Linked DNA regions of Mus musculus: regions 2, 3, 4 and 5 are each linked to region 1. A link is a loop called in an ENCODE intact Hi-C map of the cell type or tissue named here. Cell type or tissue: gastrocnemius. All regions are shown on one strand.

What was found. Peaks named below come from ENCODE experiments on the same cell type or tissue, not always from the same donor. Only the 100,000 strongest peaks of a DNase experiment are listed, where the experiment ranks them.
Region 2: it touches region 1 in a loop (5-fold over the local background); 16 of 42 quality-filtered maps call a loop at or near these places.
Region 3: it touches region 1 in a loop (9-fold over the local background); 20 of 42 quality-filtered maps call a loop at or near these places.
Region 4: a loop joins it to region 1, with 4 times the contacts of the local background. A loop is called at or near these places in 8 of 42 quality-filtered maps.
Region 5: it touches region 1 in a loop (9-fold over the local background); 40 of 42 quality-filtered maps call a loop at or near these places.

The regions. Positions count from the first base shown.
Region 1 is chr7:132,549,373-132,554,372 of GRCm38, forward strand. No RefSeq gene overlaps it. Among named protein-coding and RNA genes, the nearest start is that of Gm35249, 14 kb to the left of the region's middle. In gastrocnemius, CTCF peaks have their summits at 2,088 and 2,625 (motif pointing left); DNase peaks (open chromatin) are centred at 2,135, 2,573 and 4,897; H3K4me3 peaks cover 661 bases; H3K27ac peaks cover 664 bases.
Region 2 is chr7:132,472,542-132,477,541 of GRCm38, forward strand. No RefSeq gene overlaps it. Among named protein-coding and RNA genes, the nearest start is that of Gm35147, 9.2 kb to the left of the region's middle. In gastrocnemius, a CTCF peak has its summit at 2,738; a DNase peak (open chromatin) is centred at 2,731.
Region 3 is chr7:131,896,605-131,901,604 of GRCm38, forward strand. No RefSeq gene overlaps it. Among named protein-coding and RNA genes, the nearest start is that of Gm34725, 65 kb to the right of the region's middle. In gastrocnemius, CTCF peaks have their summits at 869 and 2,891 (motif pointing right); DNase peaks (open chromatin) are centred at 882, 1,191, 2,912 and 3,259; H3K27ac peaks cover 644 bases.
Region 4 is chr7:131,537,939-131,542,938 of GRCm38, forward strand. It overlaps a transcript of Hmx3 not described here. Among named protein-coding and RNA genes, the nearest start is that of Hmx3, 2.5 kb to the right of the region's middle. In gastrocnemius, a CTCF peak has its summit at 2,195; DNase peaks (open chromatin) are centred at 2,215, 2,918, 3,614, 4,319 and 2 more places; H3K4me3 peaks cover 931 bases.
Region 5 is chr7:132,223,843-132,228,842 of GRCm38, forward strand. No RefSeq gene overlaps it. Among named protein-coding and RNA genes, the nearest start is that of Cpxm2, 72 kb to the left of the region's middle. In gastrocnemius, a CTCF peak has its summit at 3,030 (motif pointing right); DNase peaks (open chromatin) are centred at 2,739 and 3,040.

The DNA.
Region 1 (5,000 bases):
ATTTTGCTGAAAGGACCCTGATATAGCTGTCTCTTGTGAGGCTATGCCAGTGCCTGCAAACAAAGAAGTGGATGCTCACAGTCATCTATTGGATGGAACACAGGGCCCCCGATGGAGGAGCTAGAGAAAGTACCCAAGGAGCTGAAGGGGTCTGCAACCCTAAAGGTGGAACAACAATACGAACTAACCAGTACCCCCCAGAGCTCATGTCTCTAGCTGCATATGTAGCAGAAGATGGCCTAGTCGGCCATCATTGGGAAGAGAGGCCCCTTGATCTGGCAAGCTTTTTTTTTCCTAATCCCCTGATGCTAACGGAAGGAGTTTATTACCAGAAGCCATTGGGTTTTGGCCTTTGAATTGCAAAGAGTTGTAGACAGAAGATTGGCAAAGATAAATAAACTTTGGCCTCACTGCTGACTCCATACCCCATCACTGCCTTTCCTTGGGACCCTTTCATGCTGGGCTAGACTCCAGCAAGGCAGGAAGTAGAAGGTGGAACATCTGGGAGGAGGAAGAATTCTGGGATAGAACCAGGCATGGATGATCTGCCCGGAAAGATGTGAGAAGATGAATGCATGGTACCTAAACAATGAAACCAGACTCATGGCAGAATGTACATTAAAATAAATGGATTATCTTAAGTATAATTCTAGTCAGAGAAGAGCCTAGCTTTATGGCCAAGGTATTTGTAAATATATTTTGAGTCTGTGTTGTATTTCCGGGAGCATGGGGCTGGGGAGGGCAACGAGAACTGGACCTAACTTCTACACCTACCCCCATCTCTTAGATACCCACTGAGGCTAAGTTTCCTCCAGAGAGGAAGGCAGAACCTCTCTCCACCTGGAATAGTACCATCACTATGCCAAAAGAACAGTCTCTTGAAGTGAGCTGGGACTCAAACAAGTGAGAGTAAGGGACCATGTCCCCGCCCCACCACACAGCCACACACAGAACCACACAGGGCCACTCGGGCTGGAGACAGGAGTCCTGGGTCACAAGCCTGGGACATAAGAGCTGAATTCCACAGCACAGATGCTGTCAGAGTACCCGCTCCATGGAGGTCAGGCCTCGGCTCCTCTGGTCAGAGCTGACTGCCTTTCACAGCCTGGCTCCTCCTCCAGACTGGCTTTGGGGGCTGCTGCAGAAATGATGTGATCTGATCCTCTTTGAGAGGTAACATACTCTGCCACTCAACCCTCATCAGAAGGAGACCAGGGGGCAGGAGCAGCAGCCCCGAGCAGGACACCTGGGATTAGAACCCAGGCCTCCAGCAGGTTCAACTGAAGCCACGCTCCTCGATGTGTCCTCCGTTCCCTGGAGGAGCCTGCTGCCCCATTTTTTTAAAGGAAGAGATTAAGGCTCCAGAGTTTGCCTGGCATGTCCAAAGCTGATGACCAGTCTCCTCCTGCCTCAGAAGCAACCCTCTCCCATCTCGCTCCTGCCAGGAAGGGAAAGAGCCCCTCCTCAGAACTCCCGCCAGGACTCTTCTCCACGTGCAGGAGTCCATGAGAACTTGAGGAGTGTCCCCTAATGAGAAGTAAAGTCCCTGACACTGACATCAAGGACACAAAAGACTCTGAACAAGCAGACCTCATAAGGCCCCCAGTTTATCAACATTAGATCACATACTTCTATCCAGTCACAGTCTGTTTTGTTCTCACAGGATAAAACCACAGCTTAAAAAAAAAAAAAAAAAAACAAATGCAGAGGTTTACCATTTCTTCCATTCTTCATTTCCTTTAAAGGCTCCTAGGCGTCATAAAATTTCTATTAGATAAATGTGTATGCTTTTCTCTTTGTTAATCATTTTGTTGCAGAGGCCTCAGCCATGACCACAGGGTGGATGAGAAAAGGTATTTCTTTTCTCCTTCAGCGCTCACACACCCAGGGCCTCCCAGTCCTGGCTGTCTAGGTCATCACCATGTAATGGTAGATAGACAGCTGTCGACTGAGCCACATACAGAGGGAGGCCACAGTGAGGTGGCAGAGACAAAGTGCAAGAAAACCAAGTGCAACCAAAGAGCACCTTCCTACCACTCACACCATTAGCCCTAGCCTTCATTTTCCACGCTGCAAGCCCTTTCCATAGGCTTAGGGCGCCCTCTATTCCCTCCTAGAGAATGCACAGGTGATAGTCGCCCCCAGGGAAGTGGCCCGGGCTAGGTTACCAGGTCTTCTGAACGGGGCAAGAGGATGGGCACCGATAAGGTGCACTGGGCGACAAGTGGGTGAACATGATTCACACCCCTTAACCAGTCAAAAGACCGGGGACCCAGAGCACATAAGGGAGAACCCAGACCTGAACAGTCACGGCGCCGCAGAGGGAATTGTTTCTGCATTTTTTTCAACTGTTTTCAAAGTGTGCGTTCAGTCTGCACACTAACAACCAAGTTTTATGAAAGTACAGAAGTCTGCAGCCAAGAAGATTTGCAACCAAGGAACAGCAAAGGACAGCGAGCCCTGGAAGAAAACAGTTTAACACCACCCCTGAAACACCACCCCATCCCCTGCACCCATTGGCTCCTGGTCTCAGTGCTGATTCCCTGGCCTGCGCGCACGCGCGTCGCGGCTGAAACCTGAGCAATGCTTTGCCGGCAGTGCCCCCTGCTGTCCAAATACGTCTTCGGCCTCCTCTACCAGTGCTTAGCTCTAAGTCTGACTCAAGACATCCCTAACTACTCTACAGAACTCGAAGGTCCCTCTCCGCAGAAACGGACCATTTTTCCCCCCGGGAAAACTGACTTCAAAGGAGACTAAGTCATCAAGGGAATCTAAAAACCCAAGATGGGAAGTGGAAATGTCACTGAAGATGGTGGGTGTTTTCTGGCAGGTTCCTCCAAGAAACCTACCAGGGTCTCAGTCTGGCTCCTTTGTGGGTTCATAAGGTGTGTAGGGACCAGCTGGCCGTGGTTCCCATTAACTAAGAGCTCAGACTCATAGGGCATCCGACTCCACTTTAAAAAACAGTGGGCAGCGTGAGCGAAGGAAAGTGGGCCTAATTCGCCTGCTTTCATAAAGAATAGACAAGAGTGAGCTGGCCTGAGGTCAGCCTAGCTCAAAACAAAACTGAAGCTGGCCTCGATATTCATAGTCATCAAGGCACCCGGGCAGGCTCCTTACCACAGCTGTGTGCCCTCATGCTCACAAGTTCTGTCTGGGCCTGTACACTCCAAAAGAACAAACCTGGGGCACACAGACAGGGCTGCCACAGTGTTCTCTAGGAAAAACTTGGGAGTTTATGCACTGTGTGCATACACATCTTGAAGTCAGTTCCATTGTGTTACTATAAAATACAAGGCTTAGAACCCAGGAACCATAAATTAGTAGTTAAGGCAAACCAGATTAGGGGCTGTTATATTAGTAACCCCTCACCTACCACCTGCTAGCCTGGGGGGATCCTACCGTGATCAGCAGGTTTCCAAGTGTGATGTCGCCAGTTTATATGACGAGCTGTCATCTAGGACAAGCTGTCATCTAGGACAAACTGTCAGTGCTTAGGCTGAACCACTTTAACCCAAGTTCTGCTCTTAGGGTTCAGATAATGACACTGTAAAACTACAGCGTTTAGGGCATGCTACTCTGCAAAAAACCTGGGTTCAGTTCCCAGCACACACAGAGGGCAACTCACAATCTCCTGTTACTCCAGGAAGACCCAACACCCTCTATTTGCCTCCTGAAGTACCGACACGCATGTGGTGCATAAACATACGCTCAGGCATACGCACATATACATATAAAATAAAAATAACTTTTCTTAGGATAAGCATGGCTGGTGTCCACCCAAGCACAGGGAGGGTGAAAACCCCTTACCTGCATTAAGAGCAGACCATAAAAAGGTGTCCACATCCCCATGAGAGGAGTCTCAGAGCTCCTCTCATGAAAGACACCAGAAGAGCATGACACAGCTACATGGACTTCCATTGCAGGCTCTCTATCTGTCATGGTCTGGAAACTCCTGCATGCAACTGTGCACACACATGTGCATACAGAGGCATGTGTGCGTGCACGCACACATACACACACACACACACACACACACACACACTTGTGATCTCTTTTATACACCTGCTCTCTTAATCTTGCTTGGTTTCTTCTGGGAAACCCTTTTCCCCTTATGTTGCCCTCCACCTAAGGTCTTATCCTTACCCACCCTGATGCAACTTATAAAGACCAGATGTTTCATGAACATTTAAAAGGAACAGGTTGAGCCAGGTGTGGTGGCGCACGCCTTTAATCCCAGCACTTGAGAGGCAGAGGCAGGTGGATTTCTGAGTTCGAGGCCAGCCTGGTCTACATAGTGAGTTCCAGGACAGCCAGGACTACACAGAGAAACCCTGTCTCGAAAAAAACAAAAAAAAAAAAAAAAAGAAAAAAAAAAGAAAAGAAAAGAAAAGAAAAGAAAAGAAAAAAGAAAAAAAGGAACAGGTTGATGCAAAGGGGTGAGCATCCTTTGCAAGTTAATAAAAATAAAGGTTGAGGTAGGAAGCTAATAAAGCTCTGAAGCAAGCTACTCTACACTCATGGAACCATGGAAGAAGTCCTAGCATGACTTGAGTTTTTCCTCACAGGAGTAAGTTGCTATTGTGTATTTATTATTCACCACAATGGCTCCCACTGGCATTTTAAAGAATCTCTTCCCCAAACTAGAAATGAATTGAAATGCTTTTACATACACGAGGGGCATCTCAGCCATGCTCCGGAAACAAAGGGGTGGTAGTGCCAACCTCCAGCCCCAGGGACACCTAGAATGCCCTTGCCTCCTCAGAGCCTAGTCCTGCCTGCCCTGGGCATTACTGCTACCTATTTAAGTGAGTCAGGCAAATATCCTTTCCAAAACCTTGCTTTCCCCATCTGTAATTGGAGGTAACCGCACCTGTGACAAACATTAACATATTTGGAACAGTGCCTAGCACAGACTGCTTGATAAAAGCAGTTTCTCTGAACCAGTGCCAATCCTCGGGGCCAGCCAAGCAGAACTTCATAAACATTTTTTCCAATAA
Region 2 (5,000 bases), 77 kb before region 1:
TAGAGAGAGAGAGAGAGAGAGGGAGAGGGAGAAACAGCAGCAAATTTGATTTAGACACCTAATTCCATTTAAAATGACTTTGGCCATAAATCTCCCACTCTCCCTGAAGCACATTTCAGTGGCATGGACATCTTGGGATGAGGAGTCCCCGCATCCTGCATCCTGCTGGCTAAGCAGGACTATATGCACACTGAAGGCACCCAGAGACCCAGACCAACATTGAGTAACGGCTCCTCCTTATGCTTGTGGAAGACCTGCCAGCAGCTGCTTACAGAGCTAGCTTCAGTCAGCCTCCTCAACAGTCCAGAGGTAGCCCTATAGCTGTGAACAACTGTGAGGCTCAGATCCCCAGAATGGCTCTCAATGCTGCATTACTGACTCTAAATAGAGTGTCTTGTTGGGTCTCGATAAGCGACAAGGAGGCATGGTGGGGGTCATTCCCTTGGACAAGATTCCAGGATGAAATCTGGACCAAGCACCCTGCCTGTGACCTGGCGTAGATATTTAGTATACTTCCTAGATCCTGGGCTTGCTGGGGCTCAAAATATGGCTAAGACCAAAGCTCCAAGCCTAGGTGGTTGGATGTGGAGCCTAGATTGGGCACTTACCAGTGGGGAGTCATCAGTCAGTTTCTGAGCCCTCAGGGGGTCCGTGCCTCACTTAAGTAGTAGATATAATAGAGCTGAATATGGCAGGGACCTGCCACTGGAATGGTCTCAGGTCATCTACTGTCCAGGACCACAGGGTCATCAGTACAGCAAGAAATGCTTTCAGAAACACATGGACTGTAATATACGTAGACACCGAAGACTCATTGGCGTCCAGACACCCTGAATGTACTGACACAAGTCACATCTTACACAAATATATTGACACCCACAGACTCAGGGACACAGACATATATACACACACATCACTTAGATATAGGCACCTCCCTTCCACACATAAAAACTCCCATACCCGATAGGCCAAGTGGAGCTTTGACACAGGTGACTGGATGTTGTCACTGCACTGCCTATAAAGCCAGGGTCAGAGTTGACATATTTAGACACCTCCTACGTCCCTGAACCCACTCTACCTCATTCACCAAGCTTACCCCAGGATCTAAGAAGTTCTTAGTCTAACACGCTTGATAACATTAGCAACGCTGGTGGTACCTTGGCTTGGGATCATGACTGGCTCCAAATGGCCCTGTATCAAAGGGCTTTGAAGAACCCACCTTGCTCCTGACACACCTTGCTCCTGACAGACACAGGGGCATGCCAGAGCCTCACTCCTACCTGCCCTGAACCACTTTCCAACAGGAAAAGCTTTGAAACTAGCGTTTAAACACCAGCCATCAGAGGCCCATCAGCTGTGGACCTCAACCCCAAGGAAACATGGCGGAACAATGGCAGAACCAAGCTACCCTTGGCTCCTCAAGGGTCCCTCCCTGCCCAGATACACCCTCCCTAAGCCCCACCCTACAAGATGATCCTGGGTCACAGCACAGCAGGCAGTTCCAAATCACTCTTGTAGCCTGTACCCCCAATTCTCTAATGCCAGATCTACAGCCCTGGGGTCTCATAGCCAGAGGAACTAAACCCTGACAGGAGGAGGCTACTGTGGGGAGGGAATCTAATCACTTAGGAGCACCAAAACATAATAGGGAACAGGGCCTTCATGCCCTCTGCTAATGTCAGAAGGTCTGGGAGTTTGTGGCCAGGCAGAGGCCTGAGATCCAGGACCCAGTAAGGCTAAGAAGAACCAGGCAAGAACCCCACTCAGCAGGAACTGCTATAAACTGTCAAAGGCAGCTCAGGGCTCTCTGGGGAGCAGTCAGCAGGGAACCTATCTGACTGAGTCCCTGTCTGGTTCCCCTCCATCCCTTCTCTCCAGATAGCATCCAATGAGAAGCTGGTCACATAGGGACATCTCTCATGCCCTTTCTTCCTCATTCTTGTGTCTAAGAGGCCATCAAGTCCCTTGGACCACTTGTCCCAGGAACTTTCCCTATAGACATTCAACTTCCACCAAAAGGTCCAGAGCAGCTGTTCTCTGAGTTATGGATCATATCTTGCAGGCCAGAAATCTAGACAAGGCAGAGCTGGACAGCTCATTGCTACCCCACAGTGTAGGGGCCCCAGTTGGTGGGACCCCAAAACTGGCATCTAGAGTCATCTAATCTGTTGCTGTCAGTGAGGGCCTTAGTGAATCCCCTGGGTATGAGTATAAGGCCTTCCTGCAGCCTGGCTCTGTCCAGCCTGCAGCCACATGGGCACAACTCTCTTTCTTTGAGTGTCAAAGTGGAGTGTCCTGATTGACCCAGGGCGTAGCCTCTGACAATTATTGCTTCTGCAGCAGTTTGTCCTGAAGGAGCTGGCCCAAATCCGAGGGGAGCAGACATCAACACTGCATCTTATTAGGAAGTGTCAAAGACTGTGTGGACATATTTCTGAGCCACCCATCAGCTCAGAGGTGCCTCAGAGGTGCCATGCAGCCTTTGCCCTCCTGACTGCTTCCTCGGGTCAGCTACTTGTCTCCCAGAAGACTTGGTCCTAGCCCAAAGGCTGGAAAAACAAACTCATGTCGATCTGTCTTCCTCCAGCCCTGTCCTTCCATGCCATCCATCACCAATAGGGAGGTTCAGAGCATCAGCAAATTAAGAAGCTCTGGAACCCACAGCCACTTACCAAAGCAGGACATAAGCTTTAACCACGGGAGGGGCAGCATTGGTTACTGTTCCTATAGCGCCCTCTGCCTCCGCCCCAGCCACATTACATACAAAATCCTCCATGCCCTCCTGCTCATGCCCTGTGTAGGCTAGTTTCCTAGCCTGAAGTACTCCTTCTTCTTTCAAAGGAACCCTAGAAAACTCATGTTCACCCTTCAAAACCCAGCTGCCATGTCACAGCCTCTGTGGTGCCAGCCTCCTATCCACGTATGAGCACAACACAGGTGTGGGTCTTAATCTTGGTGGTGTGATGGAATCTTGGTCACTGTCCTAGCTAACCCCATCCTGGCTCTCTTTGGCTCGGTTGCTTGCCTCCTTCACCTGTCCTTTCCAGTCACCTTGGATTCCAGGAGCAAAAGGACTCGTTGCAAAGCACATCTGTAGCAGGCAACTGAAACAACACCAAGCAATGGGGAACCTGCAAGACAGACTCCTCCCAAACAGGGGCAATTGTCAAAGCAGGCAAGGCTGGGCTGTGGAGCAGAAGGCATTATCTCATGACAAGTGGAGAGCCCCAACCTCAGCCCCAAGCAGTGACAGACTTCTCCAGGCCACCTTGAGACACCAGAACCAAGCAGATCCCACCGGCCAGAAATGCTTAATTCTTTGGACCTCTTGCCTGCCTGGCTCTACAAATATCCAAGGTTCATTGTTGGGCCCTACTTGGCCTCTGTTTGGGCCTTGAAGACAAACCTGAGCCTAGTTTGATTTTCGAGAACAGTCATTCACCTCCACTTGAAAATGACTCAACATGGCATAGATGAAATTGCCTCTGCCTAGCCACCACTAATGTCTAAAATTTTCATAGGCCCTGTGAAGTCACCCCATATCCTTCATCATCTCACACCTCCCCATACGTCATCTCACCCCATACCCCTATCCCCACCTCCTTGCCCTGCCTATATAAGCAAATTGCTGCCACATTAAATCGAGTCCCTGCTTCGACAAGATTCCCAGCCCGGTGTGGTTCCTCTTGGGACACCACTCACCATCCCATTCAGACCCAGAGAGACCGGCTCTCCTCGCAGCTATCTGCCAACAAAGAGCCCACAGTTCATGTCAGGGATCAGTTGACCCCTTTAATATTTGTCCCCATGTGGCCACACTGAGTAAGCCTCCTTCCTCCCTGTTTCTGGCTGTTGTGATCTCTGTAATTGGCATATTGCCATAGGTAGAAGAGTCAGCTATTGGGACCGCAGGAAGCAGGATTTTTGCTCTAAAATTTTGGTTGTAAAGGAGGGTTTATTTTTATACATGTGTATGGTTGTCTGAATGTATGTACATGCACTGCATGCATGCAGTGCCCACAGAGGCCAGGAGATGACACTGGGTCCCCTGGAACTGTAGTTACAGATGGTTGTAAGTCAACATATGGGTGCTGGGAACCAGATCCAGATCTTCTGATAAGCAATATGTTCTCTTAATTGCTGATCCATCTCTCCAGGCTCAGTTGGAAATATTTCACATATACTGGTGACAAGGTGCCAAAATGTAACAGTCTGACTCACAGCATAGGGACTGCCTTAGACATCAAAACTCTCAAATCTCCCGCAGAGGGTTCTATGTAGCTGAGGCTAAGAGGCAGTGCTATAGACCAGTGGCCCCTGCAGTGTCACACATACCAACCGCCTGAGAAACTTCCAAGGCACTACCTTTCCCCAGCTCAAGTCTATCAAATCAGAACCTATAGGAGTAAGGCCCAGCTCATAGCCTGGGTTCCTTATAAAACCTCCCCAGGGTGTTCCAGCATGCTGCTGGGGTGGAGAAAGCTGGAATGAATCCTAGCTCCCACTCAAAAGTATGACATTTGGACATAACTCAGAGCTTCCATCTAACCTTCACCCTGTAAATGACCTTTATCCCAGTGTGAGCCAGGTCACAACCCTGTGGTTTTACTGAGAATGTCACAAGAGACTCTTAGCTTCTAAAACTGTTAAGTGAATGCGGAAGATGAATAATTTAAAGATTGATTCCACGCACATAATAGATGCTCAGTAAGTACTCGCTGAATGAATTCATTAGCTAATCCATACACCTCTAATTTCGCATGACACAAATACTCCCTTCTCTCAGGAGACTGAGTTCCTTGAAGGCAGGATGGAGACCCAGACCCAAGCAAAGATAGCCAGTGCATGAGTCAATGGGTCCATGAACGACCTGTGCAATCCCTCCTGGCTATCTCTCCAGTCTCTAGGTATGCAACGGGTTTCTAGATGAAGAGAAAAAAAGCTCACACATCACGTCTGCTGGAAGGAGAGTGGCAGTACAATTTAATCACATAACTCGT
Region 3 (5,000 bases), 650 kb before region 1:
TTCCTGGCGACTGTTTCCGTGAACTTTTCGCCTCGGGACTGTGTCCAGGCTTTTGGCTCTGTCACACGGGTCACTATTGGAGTGGATGTGGCATTTCCCCATGATATACTCCTAGGCTCATCTTCTCTCTACTGTCCCACTGTCTCACTAATCCTTTAATCCCATAGTGTCATGACCATGGTATGTCAGAAACATAACCATGTTTGTGCTTTTCCACAATACCAGAATTTTTTTTTTCAGAAATTTTTGTATAAAAATAAACTCACAAGTTTTGGTGATTTTGTTGGCAACAACTTACAAAGCAGTACCACTTACCTTAGCCCTCCTCCCTTAGCCCTCCTTAGACAAACACGGGTTCTTTATTTTTAATTTATTATTGATATTAATTCTCAGATTATATATTGCACACCAAACACTAAGTCTCTCTCTCTCTCTCTCTCTCTCTCTCTCTCTCTCTCTCTCTCTCTCTCTCTCTCCCCACACACACACACACACAAATTCTACCATCTATCTATCTATCTATCTATCTATCTATCTATCATCTATCTATCTATCTATCTATCTATCTATCTATCATCTATATGTGATTTATCTATCTCTACCTGCCTATCTATCTTCTTCCTCTACATCATTTGTCTATCATCTATCTATCTATCTATCTATCTATCTATCTATCTATCTATCTATCTATTTTAGAAAATGACTACAAAGGGTTAGAGTGCAAAGAGGCTTGAGAAACAGTGAAGCCACCTTATCCAGAAGTCAGAGGCCATGGTACAGTGCCTTCTGCTTCTCCTTACAGGGAGTTCTGTGAAACCAGCTAGAAAGTCCTCCAGGACCTCGGCTGTCAGCAAGATGACCACTGAGGGGAGCCCTTGAACCATCAACCATGAATGTTATTGTCCTAGTTTCAGGTCGTAGTCCCACAGCCGCTTGGATTTGTGGCTGTCCTTACACCTGATGTCCTTGAGTTTGCCTATGATGCAGCACGTCTCCTTTCTCCAGGTGCAGGACCAGAGTGGACAACCCAAGGTAGAGGAGCTGGGCTCTGCCACACAATTCCTGTGTGACTCTGAGCAAGCCATACATTCTCTCTGGGGCTGTCTTCTTATGCCAGTCAGGATCCTTGGGAAGGGGCAAACAGAACTGGCTCTGACCAGCTGAAACTTTTTGGGGCAAATGCCAAGGATGACAGAGATGGAGCAAATCAGGAAAGAGCAGAGAGGGGCTGACAGCCAAGACCCAACAAGGTCGTCTCAACGGAGATGCCTTGCTTGTTCTCACTGCCTGGCTAGCTGCTGTCCCTGCTGAAGAACTCTGGAACAACCCTGCCCTCTTTGATCCTGCTTCTCTGAGACCCCCATCAGGGTTCCTGTCCTGGTTGAGGTTGCCTGGCTTCAGAATCTGTACATGGATGGTTCTAGAAACAAGCCAGCTCCCAGGTGGGAAGGGCTTTGGACCTGATAACTACATGGGACCAATATTTGTCACACTCCTTACCTGTGCAGTTAGCTCTAGGCTAGCCTAGCTTGAAGAGCAGCAATAGCAGCAGAAGTGAGGACAGCAATGTACCTGATGTCATGTCCTTGGTGATCCTGTAGTTCACACCACGTATCAAACATTGGCCACAGTCCCTGATGGTCATTAACTCACCAAACACTCAAGAAACTCCAAACATAAATCTGATCATGTTATGGACAAAGAAAGTGGGTGTGGTGGTCTGTTTTCTTTTACTATACTGAAATACCCAAAGCTGTGTCATGCCTAAGAAAAGAGGTTTATTTAGTCAGGGGTGTGGTGCTGGCTCACTTTTGCTTCAGCTCTGAGTGAGAACCCTACAGTGGGAAAGTAAAAGGGGAGCTGTGAATGCCCACCACAGGCTTGTGTTTGAACACTCAACCCTGGCAGATGGTGCCATTTGGGAAGGTTGTGGGGTCTTTAGGAGGTAGGGCCTTACCGGAGAAAATGTCTCAGGGGGAATGAGGTATGTATTCAGGTTTACAGTCAGGCTCAGCTTCCAGCTCCAGTTTCTGCTTCTGCTGCATAGTCTGTGGAGATGTTAGAAACCATGCCACAAGTTCCTACCAGTGTGGAACGCAGGAGCCAGCTGCTACGCCATCCCTGCTGTGAATCTATGAGCCACGTAAGTCTCTCTACCTTAAGTGGCATCTTCTCAGGTGTTTGGTCACAACATTAAGAAATGTAACTAGTGCAGAACCTCAGAGGACTTTGGGATGTCAGTGGAACTACAAACCCTCTTAGTTATCTCTAAGGGGAGATGAATTCCCCAGACTCCAGACCCTACCTCAGGAAGGTTCCATTGCCTCTTAGTGGCACTTCAATGGAGACCAAACTTCCAACACAAGCCTCTGAGTTCACACTTAGACTGCATCTATACTTAGCAGAGAGTTGAAATTATATCTCCAAGGTCATGCGCCTAGTGAGAGGCATTAGGGATAATTCCAACGCAGGCATTTGGTTCTCTTAACCCTATATTAGACTGCTACTTTGGGTACAGAGACCCTCGCTACCCCAAAACCCCACTGAAGGGCGAGCATGAGTCAGCGTGGGGCATACATACACACACACACACACACACACACACACACACACACACACACACACACATATATAGTCTCTAGGGTTTAAAATCTTTTCTGTCTGCTAAGGTGAGGCATCCTGATTTTCTGAACAAAAGAAACATCAAGAAATGTTAGACAAACACAACTGCGTCTGAGGGAGAGAAGTAACATTTCATCTTCAGACATTACACCAAGAAGTCTGTGAAATGAGAAAAGCCAACCAACATTCACTTTCAAAGCCCTTCAGGGCCTCTGACAAAAACTCCTCAGGCTTTCTGAGGAAGTTGGCAGTGGAGCGTCTTTACAAGAGATTCACCACTTGGGGGCAGACTGGGCCTTGTGGAGAATATCAAGTTTGGGCTTGAGAAGTGTCTCAGCCTAAAAAAAAAAGAAAGAAAGAAAAGCAGGCTGTTTGCAGCCTGGCCAGGATGCGTGGCTCCAGGGACCAGAACTGTATTTTTATCTGCTGCTCATTTTTAGCAATCTGGTAGAAGTCTTCTTTTTTGACACACAAAAGGAGTTGGCTGCCTTTTGCAAGAAGGAGTCCCTGTTTAGGAGAATGGTCTATGGCTGGAGCTGCTCCTCTCAAGTTTGTCACCAGAGCTGTGCCCTTAGGGAGATCACGTCCCTCTTCCTCCTCCTTGCAAGCATAGCTCTGCATTGCCTCTGGTAGGCCAAATGCCTTCCTGCTTCTCAGCTAAGCTGGACAGCTTTGTCATGGTGATAGACCCTGGGCTCCTACAGCTACCCATCATGCTTTGGGCTGGGCTGAGGACCTCCCATTTGGGCAAATGGGGATGAGTATTAGGTAACATACTCACCCTCTCATGCCTGTCCCCCCCAATAAGCTGACTGGGCCTAACATGAGGTGGATGTATGCCTGAAGATGTTCCTGGCAGGCATTTGCTCTGCTCTAGGCCATTCCTAGAACTTTGGTTCCATCTGGGGTCCAGCCCTGAGAAGGGCAAGATCTCATTTAGAGGAAGAGCTCAGCTCCCACAATGCCTCCTTCCTTCCCAGCTCTAGACCCTGGTACGTATGGGCTCCTAGTTGCCACCCACTCAGGTTCCAGTAAGGACCACAGCATGGCAGGGTGGAAAGCTGTGCTTTCCTGCCCCCCAAGCTTTGCATGAGAATCTTTCGGGTCCCTGGGGTCTGGTGAGTTGAGTGAGTGAAGTAAGGCTGTGTGCCATGTGCCTCATGGCCTAACTTACACACCTTGCTATGTGTGCCTTTCCCTCAGGGATGCAGGATTTGTTTGTTTTACCGTGGATATTCTTAGAAAGATTATAGCTGGCTCCAGTAAGGCAATAGGCCCTGGGGGAACTGCAGGGAACAGAGCAGGACTAGCATTCCATAAAGTGTCCCAGGGATGACACTACCCACAGTGGGTTGGACCATCTCATATCAACCATTAATCAAGAAAATGATCTACAGACATGTCCATGTCTGATGGAGGCAATTCCTCAGCTGAGGTTCCCTCTTTGTAAGTGACTAGTTTGTGACAAGTTGACAAAAGCTAAATAGAAGACTGTTACAAGAACCCTCAACAGGGCTCTAATATATGGACCTGGAGGCATGTCCTTCCTTCAAAGTCATCAAATGCCTACTATGGGTGGTCCCAGCCACTGCCTGTGGGAAGCTTAGAGAGCCAAGGACCTAGTACAGTTGCTATACTATGGCTTGGTCTAGAATGTAAGAGAATTGAGGGGAAGATTGTGCTGTGCTTTAAATGTTCCCCTTGCTCTTTCCACTTAAAAGAAGTACATATTAGATTCATTTGGTAAGAAGGATTCCTAAGTGAGGAAAGGCCCCACCAGACTGGTCTGTGGGAAAGTCTGTGTGGGTGGTACCACTTCTGGGCTGGTAGTCTTGAGATGCATAAGAAAGCAAGCTGAGCAAGCCATGGGGAGCAAGCCAGTAGGTAGCACTCCTCCGTGACTTCAGCTTCAGTTCCTGGGTTCCTGCTTTGAGTTCCTGTCTAGGCTTCAGTGATAGAATATGACATAGTGAGAACTCTTTGATAAAATTAACTCTTCCTTCTCCAAGCTGCTTTTGGTCACAGCATTTTATCACAGCAATAGAAACTTGACTATGACAAGGGTTTATTTTGGCTCGCAGTTTGATGGTACAGTCAGTTCATCACGGTGGGGAAAAGCATGGTGGTTTGACTGTGAGGCAGATGGTCACTCTGACTCCACAGTCAGGCATCTCAGAGAGATGAATGCTGGTACTCAGCTTGCTTTCTACTTTTTATTCAGACTGGGACCCCAGCCCATGGAATGGTGCTGCACAGTTAGAATGGCTCCTCCCACTTCTGTTAACTTTTCTGGAAACTCCCTCTTAGACATGTCCAGAAGCTTATCTCTAAGGTGATTCTTGATTCTGTTGAGTGACTTGTAGCTCACCAGTTCAGCT
Region 4 (5,000 bases), 1.0 Mb before region 1:
ATATACCAGCAAAGCACTCATACACACAAAAATAAAATAAATCTTAAAAAGTAAGAAAAGAACTCTTAGGACAGAGCAACCTGTGCATAACTGTGTGTGGGAGACTCCTGTTTTAGAAGGAAACATTTGAAGACACCAGAAGTAGGAAGATGGAGAGGATGTAGGCAGCCTACCAGGATTAGCTAACCTAGCTTTGTCAGAGAAACCAACAAGAACAGATTTTTTTGGTCTGTGGGGTCATCTTTAATCTTAGCACGTGGGAGGCAGAGGCAAGTTGGAACTCTGTGAAATCTCATTTCAGGCCAACCAGAATGACCCAGTAAGCCCCTGTCTCGAAATAAACCACCAACAAATCAATCAATCAGTCAGTCAGTCAGTCAACCAATCAGTCAATATTTTCCAAGAGTAGAGTGGATAAGAATTTACCATAAGCATAACCAGCAGTCACTGCATGTGTCCCCAAGTGTCTTCATAGCAATGTTAGGAGGCTGGGTCCTCGGGTAAGATCTACTTCCTTTTGTTGTATAATCTTGTGCCTCAGTTTCTTCACTTTCAAGTACCGCCCACCTCTCCCTGGGATAGTGGCCAGTGTGCAGTGAGGACTCAACCAGTGACTGATGCCTAAAATTAGCTCTGCACAGTGAGTTCCCTTATTCTCAGAGAAGGGTTAGTAATTTGGCCACTCTAAGGAGTTTAGTACATATATCAAGATATTTATGTCATCAAGGACTACGTGGCTGCAGTCACTCCCTAAGAGCTATACATTCCTCAAAGTCACACTCATTAGCCAAAGCAGGGGTCTTTGGTAGTATTCTAAGTAGCCCGAGGAAAGATGAGCAGGAACTTCCTGGGAGACAGGGTCAGAGTTTTCCTGGGAATCGCAGCTCTAGGCTTTTGTCCATTTTACCTACAAATCAAAAACCTGTAACTCAGGAGTGTTGGATGGCAAATCTAAGCACCAGGAACAGGACAAACCCTAGCTATTAGTTGTGAAGGCCTCCAGCATGGATCTTGCAACTTTGGCTAAACGCTTAGCTGGTCCCTACCCTTTCTGTAAGTCTGTACACTACATCTGGGGAGGACTCATCCACTCTGGCTGCAGAAGGAAGCCCCCTGCCTTGGGTAAAGTCCTAGAGAACATGTGTACACTCCCCTTTCTTGGGGAACAATCTGCTTAGCAACTTGAGTGTGTGCAAATGCACATAAGACTTTTGCGCGTGGCAGGTGTAGGACACAATTCTAAGCATGCTTTTGCCGAGGCCCATTCTTTGGGTAGACGTTTGGTGTTGATCACTAGTATTCTCCAGGCCCCCTTTGCCCTCTTGGATACTTGTCCCAAGATACAGCAGTGTGAAGATCTGACTGTGCACAGCCTGCGTGCTGAAAATCTGTGAGGCACTCTTCAGCAGTCGTGTTCCTGGAAAAGCCTTTAGTTTTTTGTAAAAATATGTAATCAAAGACCTCAGATTATCTGAGTGTGGTTGCTCATACCTGTAGTTCCAGCATTGGGGAGGCTACATACTGACTTCTGGGTAAGCCTGGGCTACAGACCAAGATCCTATGCCAAAACCCCAAACAAGCTAGATTTTCATTAAACACTTCAAAAACTGTGTTAGCTGGAGTGTTTGGGAGGAAGTTGCCAGGGTGTCTGAAGTACTCTTGTCAAGCAGACCAATCCTTTGCAGTGTGAATTGTGACTCCACCCACCCACCCACCCATCCACCCACGCACCTATCTGTTCATCCATGTACTCGCCCACCCATCACCTAAGTCAAGAATTGAGGCATTAACACAAACCTTTACTGAAACGCCTACTCACTGGCCAAGTGTGCACTGAGTTCTCAAAAGATAAATAAGGCAACTCCTCGTCTCATACAGCAGCATCCTGAAGCTCCAGCAACTGCGGTCAGGCTCCACATGAAAAGAAAAGGCTGCAAGGAGAAAACTAAAACCTGCCTTAAAGGGAGACAGAAAGCCAGAAGAGTGAAAAGCAGGAGAGAACTCTTCCAAAGGTGGCTAGACCTGCGGGAATCTGCAGGAGACGTCCCTTGGTTTCTCTCATAACTCAGTTTTTTTGTTTTTTGTTTTTTTTAAGTGCTGTTTTCTAAGGGTGGTAGGGAATATTAGGGCCTAGGCTTTTAAATTCTTAGCATAGATTCTGTGTTTTCTTCAGGTACTTCTGTAGGCTCGAGGATGCCCCATAGAGGGCGCTGTTTGCCTGGCTTTTAAGGCAGCACGGTGCTGGCAAGTGGAGGGAACAAGACTTTCTGGAGAACAAGTAAATTGCTATCCAGGCACCCGAGCTTTTTCGAACCAGAAAGGAAAGCTCAAGTCAGTGCTTCCTGATGTTGACGTCCAGCTGGAGATGCTGACACCCAGTAAAGAGACCCTTTCCTCTAGTGAATACACACACACACACACACACACACACACACACACACATGCTCACATTAGGAAAGATACATGCTGGATCGGCCCAAGTAAGCTGCCTCTTAACTCTTCTTGGGTCCACACTTCTGGGTCTAGTCCTAGAACTGAGATCGGCCAGAAGCCGTGGACCGAATGTCTTTCACGCCTGTCTTCCTGGGACAGATATGTCTTTCAGGTCTACGGACTCATAGATGGGTTTGTTGCGGGTTTTGGTTTTGGTGTGTTTGTTTGTTTGTTTTTGTTTTGTTTTGAGACACAGTGATTGAACACACGGCCTCTCTGGGTAGGCAGAGAGTAAGGTAGCACTGACTCACAACGACCACCTTTCCGAGAAGTGGAAAGTGTTTCCTCTTTCCCTAATTTAAAAGAGTCCTTGTACATCAGAACTTTAGCAAGCGTGCACACGTCTGCAGCTTCTCCCTCACCAGACCCGCACATACCCTTGGGAGCCTCCTCAGCCTAGTGGGCCGCCAGGTTTGCTGTGCGCAAGCAGTGAGCTCCGAACCGATGTCGTCTATTCAAGAAGAACGATTTCTGCTTTGGGTGGGTGGGTGGGGGTGGCCGCTGCTTGTCCCACACTGTTTGGGCGTCTTAGGTACAGCCTCCTCTCTGGACACCTTTTCTCTATAAAATCTGAGCGTATTACCAACCCTGCTTGAGCCTCGGAGCTGTGATTGGCTCCAACTCGGATTTTAGATGATGCGCCCCTGTGCATTCCAGTAAAGCCTTATACGAAATCAAAGGAATAATAGTAACCATTTATAGAAGCGCTACTTACAAGGCAATAGTAGGGTTCGTTACCGAGGGTGGATGTCAAAACTTTAAATACGACCTTCAAGACTTGGTAGAGGCGGTTCTGGTGCCTTAGGTCTGAAAAATAAAATAAACCTACTTCTCATTTGGGGACCCAAAACTGTCCAGGCTGCGCTAGGTAAGCAAGAGGAGCTTGAATTAGGCAAGACTCAACCGAAAGATAAAGAACGGGCTGAGGCGGAGGAAGTTCAGGTGTGAAGGGATTTTCATCCAGGCTGAGAACAAATTGTCATCTTTCTCGGGCCAAGGAACTATCACCAGGGGAAAGGACCCCATGGAAATCTAGAATTGAACTGATTGTCTCTCCGGCTTCCTGCTTGACCCAGGGAGCTGTTAAGGTCGAATGAGTCCAGCTATTCCTCAGAGGCCCGCCGAGATTCTCCAGGGACTTGGAGGCCCTTGGGACATGCTGCAGGTGTCGTTGCCAGGGTCACAAACGAGAAAGGTACTCTTCTGCGCCTTCGGTTCTTGGCGCCTATATTAAAGCATTAGGCAGTTCCAAATGCCACCCTTTGGGGGGAAAGTGCTGTGTTCAGATCGCAGGCTTAAAGTTGATCTTTGAGCCGCGGACACAGTCACCAAGAAAAGAGCGGTGTCCTTCGGAGTACAGTTGTCAGTGAGGAAACACCGCTACCCCGACAGTTGCACAGGGGAAGCGCGTGCACAGAGTCGCATACCCAACTCCTACTCCTGAAAGATTCAGAATCACTCATCCATTTTCAGGACCAAAGGCCAAGGCTACGCGGATTCCTAAGTCGGCAGACTCTCGACTAGACGAAGAGCGGGGAAGCTCTTTTTGGCCGCACCCTGATTAGCAGGTTTGGGGAAAGAAAGTACTGAGTTCTTTCGGGGCCGGGGAGGCGCCCTACTTCCTGGACCCGCACGGCCAAGGCTTTCCAGCCGCGTGGGGCAGCTGGCCTCTGCCAGGCCGGGAGGGGTGGGAGAGCGGCCGCTGCTAGCGCGGATAACCCGGAGGTGACCCAGGCCAGCCTGCTCTGCCCCTCCCCCTCAGGCAGACCGGACAGCAGCCAGCCCGCAGCCGAGCTGCAGGGGGTAGAGGGAGGTGCTTGCTCCAGACTGGAGCAGGTCCGTGCGCTCCGGCCCGCCGGGGGCGTCTCCTTCTTGAGGTCCCTCGCGCGCCTCCCGCTTGGTGGGAGCTCTCAGAGTGCCTCTTTAGCGAGAGCCAATATCCTTTTGTGCTAATAGGTTTGTCCTCATTTGCTGCCTAATTGGACTATATAAAGCCAATAACAGGCGGGCTCTCATAGCCCGAAGCCAAAGCGCCAAAATCCGAGGGAAGGCGAGGAGGGGGCGGTAGAGGAGGCGGCTGCGGGGCCTGGGCTCGGCTGCGCCTTGGCCGGCCTAATCCCATTTGCCATTGTACGCGCCCAATCGCCGTATACTCCCCGCATTTAACTTGGATGACATTTTGATTTCATCATTAGCATCCGGCGCCGGATTGACGCATCCCCAAGCCGGGGACCGCTCTCGCAGCCTCCTCCCGGGGAGCCGCAGCTCCTACCGGCCCCCTCGCTCCCTCGGCGCAGAGGCAGGTCCGCTCCCCGCCCCTCTGGACCCCTCCCCCCATGCGAGCCCGCCCCGGCCCGGTCCCCACCCCGCCCTCCCGCGGCTCGATTCGCGCCCGGGGCGGCCCCCGACTTTGAGCCCCGTAGTTGAGTTCCGTTTATGGTCTGATTTCCGGCCCCTAGCCTGCTCGCCCCGCCGCCCGCCGCCCGCCTGTCCCGCTCCCGCCCTCC
Region 5 (5,000 bases), 330 kb before region 1:
TCCCAACAAAGACAGTAAGTCCCTCCCCACTTCCAAAGAAAGCATGGTCTCTATGCCTGGGGATCATTCCAGCTCCACGAGCACACATGAACACCCTTTGGAAAAATGCCAAAAGAACTCAAAACCAACCAGCACGGCTTTATCATTTATTAGTTGTCAGTGCACATGCAAAGTAATGGTCTCCTCTCTGCGTTTTCTGCGTGTTCCTCTACCTCACAACCTCCCCAGGATTTCTCTTCCATTTTCATAGCATTCTTTAAAGTTACAGGCCTCGCTTCAACTCAAAATAGGGGAAGGAAGTAGATACATTATGGAGGTAACTGGGTCCCCTGGCACTTGCTAGCAATGTTCCAGATCAAATTACAAACCCAATGTTTAAAAAGATTAAATGCATAAAAGGGAATAAAAGTATATTGAAAGAACAATATTCTATGAAAACAAAATAGTAGCCAGATATGAAAATGAACCAAATTATAGTTTGGGAACTAAAAATAATTCCTCCCCAAATCATTTAAAATTTAATAGTTTTGATAGCACAGTCGATGGTATAGACCCATAGCAGGCTTTAGTGACCTGGGAGGTAACCACATGGGATTTTATAGAGGCTGCGCAGATAGGAGGGGGAAGAAAAACTCCAAGAGGCTGACAGATGGGGAGGAGGGAGTGAGGAGAGTCATCAGGAACACAGGAGGATTCTGACCACAGTGGGGACATTCTGGGGGTGCTGGGATGTTGGGGGGCTGGGATGCTGGAGGTTGAGGGGCTGGGGGGCTTGAATGCTGGCGTTCTGGGGTGCTAGGATGCTGGGGGCCTGGGATGCTGGGGGCTAGGGTGCTTGGGTGCTGGGGAGCTGAGATGGTGGGTGCTGGGGTGCTGAGGGCTAGGGTGCTAGGATGCTGGGAGCTGGAATGCTAGGATGCTGGGTTGCTGGGGCTCTGGGGGCTTGGGAGCTGGAATGCTGGGGGCTGAGATTCTGGGGGGCTGGAGTGCTGGGATGCTGTGGGGCTGGAGTTCTGGGATGCTGGGGGCTAGGGTGCTTGGGTGCTGGGGAGCTGAGATGGTGGGTGCTGGGGGCTAGGGTGCTAGGATGCTAGGGTGCTGAGATGCTGGGATGCTGGGGTGCTGTGGGGCTAGAGGTCTGGGATGCTGGGGTGTTTTGGTGCTGGGGGGGGGGCTGGAGTACTGGGATACTAGGATGGGCACAGCCTGTCCTCTGGACACTTAGCACACTCGGGCTGCTGAGGTCCGACCTCAATGAGTCACTTCTCAGTGGATATTATGCAGGTTCCCATTAGACACTGACCTGAGCAGCCTCTACTCCAAAGGCGCATCTCTGAAGTGAAGAACCTGGACAGCTGGACAGACCCAAGGACTGAAGTCCAGGGTCACAAACTAGACCTTCTAAAAAGTGTTTAGAGTTCAGCTGGTATTCACCCAATATCCTGGCAACAGATCTGGGATCTGGTTGGGGTGGGCTTGGCTTGGCTTCTTGTGGAAACTGTGGATTCCCCTAGATCTGTACTGTTGTGGCTTCTCTAGCTCCTTTGCCCTGGAGTAGCCCAAACCCAAAGCCACCTGTAATGGTTAATCTTGATTGTCAACCTGAATGGAAACTAGATAAAGTAACTAGAGAAGTAACCAGGAGACTAGTAAAGTGTTCCTCTGGTGTGTTGTGTGTCTGTGAGAGAGTGTCTGGAGAAGGCAGATGGGAGACATGCCCTTGAAGGTGAGCAGTGCCCTCTGAAATCCCGATAGAAGGCTCAAGTAGAATGGCACAGAGGGAAGAGAGAGACCATGCTGTTCACCAGGATGCAACCCGCTCTTCTTGGCCACACCCTCCCTCCCATGCTATACTAAAACCTCTGGGTCTGCAAACCCCAGGACATACCTTCTTACGATGTTTGCATCAGGCATTCGGGCCAGTGATGAGAACGTTAACCAACACTCCAGCCCAGTCTGGCCAAGCAAACCTTGTCACTGCTGAAGGGACAGCAAAAGGTCATGGGAGGATGAACCCAAAAGCAGACAGGCAGGGAAGGACAGCCTTGCCCTGCCCCCCTGGTCATTGCAAAACAGATTGAGACCCTATTGTCAAGATGGTAGTCCTGGACTTGTGTGTCCAAACTAGGCCTGATAGATGGTGAATTAGCACCACACAGCATGGAAGGGGTGGGATGGGTGGAAGGGGACAGCATGGGGAAGGGGTGGCATGGAGGGAGTCACAGTTCCCTAGGCCTGCCTGCTGAATCCAACTCTGTTTAGGACGGGAGCTGTCTGAGGTCTGGGAGAGAGGAGTCTGAGAGTAAAGACTAAGGGGTCAGAGGTGTGGAAGCTGTTGCGTGGAACTAGGCATCCATCCAGCAGGGATGATGAATATAGAGCAGAAGGAACGTTTGGGAGAAGCAGAAAAGGGAGGGTTAGGACAGAGGCGAGGGGGTGAGAGCCTTGCTGATCTGCAGGTGGAACCTGATGCTGCCACGAGGCCTTCCCTGGCAGAGGCACAATTCCTCTGGCGCCTACAGTCATGGAGGGCTGCAGAAGGCTGGCTCATTGGGTGTCTGAAAAAGGGTTGGAAGGGGAGTGGGTCTGAGTGTGGAAGGACTGGGTAAAGGGGAGATGGAGGAGGGGGCTTCCGGCCACTACAAGATGCTTGCAGGGGTGGTGTCTTAGCCTAGCCCATTCCCGGCTGTGGTGTAGGTCAGAGATAGATAGTGGTGGATAGAGACCAGGCCAACATCTGTGCACCTTCTTCCAGCCTCACTTTCCTGGGGATGCTGTTGGCACGCTCTACAGGACTTCCTGTAAGTCTCTGCTGGGAGCAAGTCGTATGTGGAAGAATCCACGGTTACTGCTGGATCTCTTCAGAACTACTGCCCAATGACTGATTTCAGATGTGTCAAATACCCCTTTACTGAGGTTAATCCTGGCCCAGGTCAAAGGTGATCCCTACATTTAAAAGTGGCCCTCCTGTCTTGGTGGGGTTACTTGCTCAAAGACTAGTAAAGGCCTTTCTGATGCAATACCAAGGTAAACCACAAGAGAGCAGTGCAGGGCTACCTTTCAGATCTTCCTGGTTGCTAGCAGCGCTATCCCAAGGTGTTAGGGAAAGAACTGCCCACTTCTCCTCCCAGTTCCCACCCTCTCTTGCACACACTTTTGCAAAGGCATTGTAGGAGTTAGTGGATGGAGCAAGTGGGTTGTTTCCAAAGTCAACAGAGGCCCCTATGAAAACCTCTAGATTCCACCCCAATCAGAAGCGGAGAAACTGAGACTGTCCGACTCTTTCTAGGCATCCATTCTTCAAAATGCTCTGCACTGCTGTGTGTCTGGGGATGGGCCCAGCTCTTGTACAAGAAGCAAATAACCCTTGAAGTTGGCCTTGGGGTAAATAAGGAAGCAACTCTATGGAGCAAGAGTGTGGGTAGAGATAGAGAGGCTCATGAGTGAGGGGAAGCAGAGGGTGATGCGGGGATAGGAAATTTACCTAAGCTGAGCCTTTGTACGCTGCCTTTTGAACAACTGCTGGCTCGCTCATGTAGGAAATTTCCAGAATTCCATTTTGCTGACTGTGCTGTTCATGGCAGGAGTTCCCTGGATTATCTCATGTGGAGGTGGGAAGAAACAAGCAGTTGCTATGGTCACTGTTGAGAGGTTCAATGGCCTCTGTGTGGACTGGAGGGCAGTCCTGGAAGAAATCAACCCCAACCCCATTCCTCCAGCATGATTCGAACCCACAGCAACCCAAACTGCTGACCACAAGGCTCGTAAGCCAACTTAAGAACTGGCTGGCCGTGGCAACCCAGTGCGTCTTAGCCCATGTAGAGGAAGGCAGTAAGACCACTGTGACACTTCCATGAGGACAGAACCAGGTTAAAGCCAAGAGGGATCCCATGGGTTGTTCCTTGGGCTTTTGTGGGTGAATGGCATTAAAGCTGCTACCCCAACTGATCTTGGCCCTCACTACCTGCCTGGGGCTCTACCTTTAGAACTACGTGGCCGCCCAGCCCAGCCTTGGTCCGCTGGCTCGCTGGCTCCACCTGCCTCTTTAGGAATCTTTTCACAGACTCTGATTTGAGAATCTGCAGTTAGGACCGTCTCTAGGCCAACAGACCTAAGCGCAAGGCCCCCCGCTCTGCCTCTCCTAGGCTCAGGACCTCAGCTTGATGACCCTCAAACTGGAACCAGAGCACAGACAGGACCTGCCCCAAAGGTTGAGGGGGAGTCCAGTGAGAAACTCACAGGTACCCTCTCAAGGGACCTGGTGCCTACCATGTGACAGTCAGTGGTAGCATGACTGTTCTCGCCCTGTCACCACAGATGCTCCACATCTGGACTTTCCAGTGTCAGGCTTTTTACCATGTCAGGAAACATCCCACCACGATGCTCAGGACGTTTTGGCTCTCCTGGTTTTAGGCCATTCTGCAAGATGCTCCAGTTGATTTTATAGCCTCCACAATTCAATTATATCTGTTCCCAAGCCTCTTTATGCCAGTTGTTTTGGACATTATAAAAATGCTATTTAATGCTGGGCAGTGGTGGCACATGCCTTTAATCCCAGCACTTAGGAGGCAGAGGCAGGCAGATTTCCAAGTTCGAGGCCAGCCTGCTCTGCAGAGTGAGTTCCAGACTCACTCAGAGAAACTCTGTCTCGAAAAACAAAACAAAACAAAAATGCTATTTAATTAAATATTAGATAAATCAGCAGTTTTCCAAACTGGCTAGTCGCAGGAGCCTTTACAGTCTTAATTACAGTCTAACATTACTTAAGAGCACAGAATCAGCAGCAGATCTTTATGTGTCACCCTTTCTGTCTCTCTTTCTCTGTCTGCCCCCCCCCACACACACACATGAAAATAGGAAAAGAAAAAGAAAAGTGGGGAGTGATTGAGAAAGAAGCAGAAGTCAACCTTTGGGCCTCCACAGGCGTGTACATATGTGCACACATGACAGGCATGTACATATGTGAACACATGACAGGCATGTACATATGTGCACACATG